Regions from separate parts of the Homo sapiens genome. Here region 2 is linked to region 1. The links are chromatin loops, found by intact Hi-C in ENCODE. Cell type or tissue: heart left ventricle. All regions are shown on one strand. Each heading gives the region's core, and the rest is flanking DNA. Links, peaks and the distances in the headings are about the cores only. Region 1 has its middle 36 kb from the start of IFNGR1. Region 2 has its middle 60 kb from the start of IL20RA.

Region 1 (2,925 bases), core at 162-2,661:
TCATTCCACACTGCAGGCCCAGAGTGTAAGTGGAGCCAGTGAATTCTAGGAAGATCTCCCTGAGGAAGTGATGCTCTGAGCTGAGATCTGAAGGAAGAATGATGGTTAACCAAGTGAGAGGTAGGGAATCATAGCAGGCAGATGGAACAGCACATGCCATGGTCCTGGCGCAGGATGAAGAAAGAAAGAAGGGATGATTGGTTTCCTCTCCTAGAGCAGGTCAACCTTCAGGAAAGAAGGTCAAGACCTTCATCTTCTTCACACTCCATTGCCACTTCCCACTCTTCACAATATCAGTATCAATATTAGGTGGCAAATATTCCTACATTAAGACTGTATCCAAAGTTGGGATGTTTTTCAACTTTCATTTAAACATTTTTCATTCATAGTTCTCAAATTTTAAATTTCAGATTTGCATGCAGAAACAATCAGTGGCCCAGGATCATAAGATCTAAGTTCTAATTACTGTGTGATCCTGGTTAATCACTTAACTTCTCTGGGTTTCAGTTTCTTTGTTTGTAAAATTAAGAGGTTAGACCATAGGGCTTTTACAGAAGCCCTGAGAGTTCTATATTTATGAGGTTTTAGGGATTTAAGGCTTGAAGGGGACTTGGCATGGTATAATTTAGAGCAAATTGTGACATAGCTTATATCCCAGCTCTGCCATTTTATAGCTGTGCGACCTTGGGCAAGTACTTACTTTTTTTTTCTGATCCACAATTTCTGAATATAATAATATCTACCCTGAAGAGTTAGGAGAAACCCATATATATTTATATATATGAGAAACCCATATATACAGAAGCTATTTTTATTATAACAGAAATGCACTATTTTAATACTTTGATAAGTTTTATAACTTTTTTTTAAATTGTGAAACAATATGTAATAGTCTCAAGAAAACTTAATCTTTGTCAGAGTTTTTCCAAGGAGAGTAATAATTTATCTTCCACAGATGTGAGGTGTTATTATCACCAACTCAGACACACACAGATAGAAAATTATATTTACTAGCATGTGCCCTTCTGCTGAAAAGACCATTGAACTTGAGAATGTGAGAGGGCTTTTTCTCATCAAATAAGAAATTGAAGAAGAGAAAAGAATTAGTATCAACAGGGAACTAACATCTACAACCTAACAATTTTTGTTTGTTTCAGCTTCCATTCTAAGAGGCATTGTCACTAAGATTTAAGGAACAAAATGTAGGAAGTGAACCCATGAAAATGACAGGCTGTGAGAATGCTCACTGGAGAATTTAGTTTAGTTCAGTGCAGTTTTAGAAAAACTGAATTATTGGGGAACCCCACCCCCAATATTTCAACATAGGTTCTTTTTATTTTCCCTAAGTGTCGGCCAGTCTGAGAAATAAAGAGAAAGAGTACAAAGAGAGGAATTTTACAGCTGGGCCACCAGAGGTGACATCACATATCGGTAGGTCCGTGATGCCCACCTGAGCCGCAAAACCAGCAGGTTTTTATTAAGGACTTTAAAAGGGAAGGGGGTGTACGAACAGGGAGTAGGTCACAAAGATCACATGCTTCATCAAAGGGCAAAAGGGAGAACAAAGATCATATGCTTCTAAGGCCAATAAACATCACAAGGCAAAGGGCAAAGCAAAGATCACAAAGCAAAGGACGAAATCAAAAACTCCTGATGAGGGTCTATGTTCAGCTGTGCATGTATTGTCTTGATAAACATCTTAACAGAAAACAGGGTTCAAGAGCAGAGAACCTCAACCACATAGGACAGACACTCCCAGAGTGGCTGTTTATAGACCTCCCCCCAGGAATGCAATTCTTTTCCTAGGGTCTTAATACTATATTCCTTGCTAGGAAAAGAATTTAGCAATATCTCTCCTACTTGCACGTCCATTTATAGGCTCTCTGCAAGAAGAAAAATATGGCTCTATTCTGCCAGACCCCACAGGCAGTCAGATCTTATGGTTGTCTTCCCTTGTTCCCTAAAATCGCTGTTGTTCTGTTCTTTTTCAAGGTGCACTGATTTCATATTGTTCAAACACACATGTTTTACAATCAGTTTGTACAATAGTGGTCCTGAGGTGACATATATTCTCAGCTTACGAAGATAACAGGATTAAGAGATTAAAGTAAGACAGGCATAAGAAATTATGAGTATTAATTTTCGGAACTGATAAATGTCCATGAAATCTTCACAATTTATGTTCCTCTGCCACAGCTCCAGCCGGTCCCTCCGTTCTGGGTCCCTGACCTCCTGCAACACCAAATAAGAGAAATAATTTTCACCTTTATTTTACCTACATAGGCCATAGTCCTGAGATCCCATTCATGTGCAGATCCTTTTCTTTCCTTTCCTTTTTTTTTTTTTTTTTTTTTAGATGGAGTCTCACTCTGTCACCCAGGCTGGAATGCAGTGTCATGATCTCAGGTCACTGCAACCTCCATCTCCCGGGTTCAAGGGATTCTCATGCCTCAGCCTCTCAAGTAGCTGGGACTACAGGTGCATGCCACCACACCCGGCTAATTTTTGTATTTTTAGTAAAGATGGGGTTTCACCATGTTGGCCAGGCAGGTTTCAAACTGCTGACCTCAAGCGATCCACCCACCTAGGCCTCCTAAAATGCCAGGATTACAGGTATGAGCCACTGCACCTGGCCTTATCTTCTCTTTTCTAAATAACTATGACAAAAACAGGGCTATGTGCTTCTAATAGTGATAAATAAAATTAGATTTTTGAAGCTACATTCTTCATTATATACAAAAAATTAGTTAAATGATTCAAGTTTTGAAATCTACCAAAATTTGCATTGCTTTACTAAACCTTTAAAAAAAATCACATTATTTATTCCATTTCTTCCATTTTTGGCCAAATGACATATTGCCTATGTAGAAAAAAACCTCCCAGTGCAGAACACCTATATTAAAATTACATTTCAAAAACATTTTC
Region 2 (2,925 bases), core at 207-2,706, 150 kb after region 1:
AGGGCATTTTGGCTTCTCTTTGCAGCAGCTGGGCACTTGCCCTAAATAATACAGAAATGTGCATAGTGCTGCCATAACTGAAACCTAAGATGTGGCATTGGTACAATGAGAGAATCACAGGTGATGGGGACGTGGGTATTTCAGGCTAAAATGTTGACCACCCTTGTTCTATTGTCAAAAAACATTTGGCAAAGCTATTACCTACAATAACTGGAGAAGCAGATCGCTTCTCCTATTGCTTCAAATGAAGCTATTGGAAAGAATCCAAATGTCAATCTGTGTTGGCTTCTCTTTGCTGTCTATAAACAGGTTTTTAAAAAAGTGATCAACTAAGACAAGAATTGACAAGTTTGCAAGCAGAGCTGGAAGAAAGTAGAGAGCATCCAAAAAGAAGAGACTTGTTAAGGGTTGAAAAGCCAACTGATACGTAAAGAGGCTTATAATAGCACTTAATTGAACCAGAGCTGCAAGTGATAAAACCAGTACTCACGCCCTTTCTCAAAGGCCTGTTAAGACTCCTCAGCCACACAGAGAGGAAGCCTCAGGCAAAGAACAAATCCAGGGTGTTGCCTTTCTACCCAAGCCAATTTTTTTTTTTTCAGATAGCTTCAAGGTACCTACGATTCAAACAGGAAAGAAAAGTGTGTCAAACCTACAAGCCAGGAAATAGGTCAGCCTGAATATCCACGTGCAGAAAAGAACATTGAGAGTGGTCAGTGGCCCAGGTACTGACTGGAAGTAAGCAGACCCAAAGCCAACTGAGTTCTTAATCAGAAGCAGTGTTTTGGTAAAAAACCCTGGTGAATAAGACATTCAATAAGTCACATGAGTATGATGGGCTCAGAAGGCAAACCCAAATCTGGATGTGTCTCCCCCATTGAGGACAAATCACTGCCCCCTCCAAGATGTTCACGGGCTGCTTCCTGCCATTGACTGACGGGACACTCAGGCCTGCAGCAGCCAAGTCAGCCTCAGTGAGAGGAGGCCTATTCTTCTGAGCCATGTGGGACCCCTGACCTTACTGCACAGACATTTGCTCACGAGCACATTGAGAAAATGCCAGAGTGTGAAACTGAGTAGGTCACATGTCCACAGAACAGGTCACCTTGTCCATTGATCCTTGACATCCTGCAGTTTTATTTGTGCTGTAAGGTTGGATCCAGTCTTGCTATGCTCCTCCTGCTTCATGGTTTAATGGTCCAGAGAAGACCCATTCATGATGAGAAGTATGGGCCACATGGTCACAGGGCACCCCAGGGTCAGGCTTTTAGCCTCCCTCAGAGACCACTAATAAGCCAACAGATGTTTTCCAGAATGAGACTAGTTATTTCCTGAAGAGGGTAGGATTTTAGTCCAAAACCCTGGAAGCCATGGCCGTGTGTCTACTGTCAGGGTTTGCCACCAACTTCCTGCTTGGTCTCCTCTCTAGTGTTACCTCTTCCATCTAACTTTCATATTACAGCCAGAGTGATGTTTCTAAAACTGAAATCTGGCCCTGGCTAAAATCTGATCATTAATTTGTACATCTTTAATAAGCATCAATTATGTGCCTGTTCTAGGTCTCGAGAATTCAGCAGGGACAAAGTAGAGGGCCCTTGTTTTATCCTTTGAATCTGTAAAAGAAGCTAACCTCATAATGTGACATGAGGGGCACTAGCCCTGCAATGGCGGCAAAATTTCACCATTAGACTTTCATTCTTTGAACAAAGCTGTTTATCTTATTCTAAAATGCAAATGTGCTTGAGCACAGTAAAGCTTTGTCATTCATGGTCATAAACAATTTTGGGTAAATTTATTTATATGATGAGTTCCAATATGACAACCCAAGCTTATCTAGATGAGTTTTGTGGCATCCTTGATAGGGGCTTTTATAGACAGGAAAAATTACTAAGGGGATACTGTGATTTTCTTAAATTAATACTTTATTTATTAAAATTACAAATTTAAATTCCTCATTATTCCTTGAATTTTTAAGTCCAACTCATAAACCTTATTACTTTGTTTATGAATCTGGCAACTTTTAACCATCACTTTTAAGTGGCCTTTTATACTTTAATTGAATTAGTTTAAATATTTAAAAACTTGATTTTTTTTACCCTTTTTGAATACTTCAATTGTGCAACAAAAAAGTTCAAGAACTGTAAGATATCTAAGCCTTTACCCTACCTGGAAACTAACTAATTGACTTGTCAGTGTTTCTTAGATGCTGGCAGAAGACATGAGACTCTTGGATCAGAGACAAAGGGCTTTAATACTCACAGCAATAGCTTTAACCAGAGTGTCATTCTTTTGCATCAGTCCACTTTTTGTTAGGTCTGGAATAGGACCCAAATACAATGTGATGAATAAATTTAATGTGGTACCCTAAATGGGATCCAGGTACAGAAAAGAAAAAAAAGGACATTAAGTAAAAACTAAATAAAGCATGGACTTTAGTTAACAATAATGTATCAATTAATTTAGTTCATTATTTATGACAAATGTACTATACTAATATAAGATTTTAACAATAGGGGAAACCAGGCGTGGGGTATATATATGAGAACTCTCTGTACTATCTTCATAATTATTTTGAAAATTTGAAAATATTCTTAGTTTTTTTAAGTTGAGCAAGTGAAAAATATTAGATAAAACGACAATACATATTGTACTTGAATTTAGAAACATTGTGAAAATTATAGCCAAATGACTGAAGTTTGGGAACACTGGTTTTGAGAATAACAGGGATGGCTGAACTATGCTGAACCCTTGATCCTTCCCACCAGTGTGACAGGAAGATGTGTGATTACACCACAGTACTATCTACCCACAGCTTACAATTTCAGATGGTTATTCCACAGCACTAAGTAGAAGACTCTTTCATGAACCATCCTGAGAATGGGCAGGCACTAACCACCAAAAGCAGAGCTGAAACTTCTCTGAGAG

Evidence for each region. Peaks named below come from ENCODE experiments on the same cell type or tissue, not always from the same donor. Only the 100,000 strongest peaks of a DNase experiment are listed, where the experiment ranks them.
Region 2: a loop joins it to region 1, with 2.1 times the contacts of the local background. A loop is called at or near these places in 9 of 110 quality-filtered maps.

Annotation. Positions count from the first base shown.
Region 1 is chr6:137,253,452-137,256,376 of GRCh38, reverse strand. No RefSeq gene overlaps it. Among named protein-coding and RNA genes, the nearest start is that of IFNGR1, 36 kb to the right of the region's middle. In heart left ventricle, for the core only: no CTCF peak of the experiment used is centred there; no DNase peak of the experiment used is centred there.
Region 2 is chr6:137,103,245-137,106,169 of GRCh38, reverse strand. No RefSeq gene overlaps it. Among named protein-coding and RNA genes, the nearest start is that of IL20RA, 60 kb to the right of the region's middle. RefSeq lists an enhancer at 1-49. In heart left ventricle, for the core only: no CTCF peak of the experiment used is centred there; no DNase peak of the experiment used is centred there; H3K27ac peaks cover 543 bases.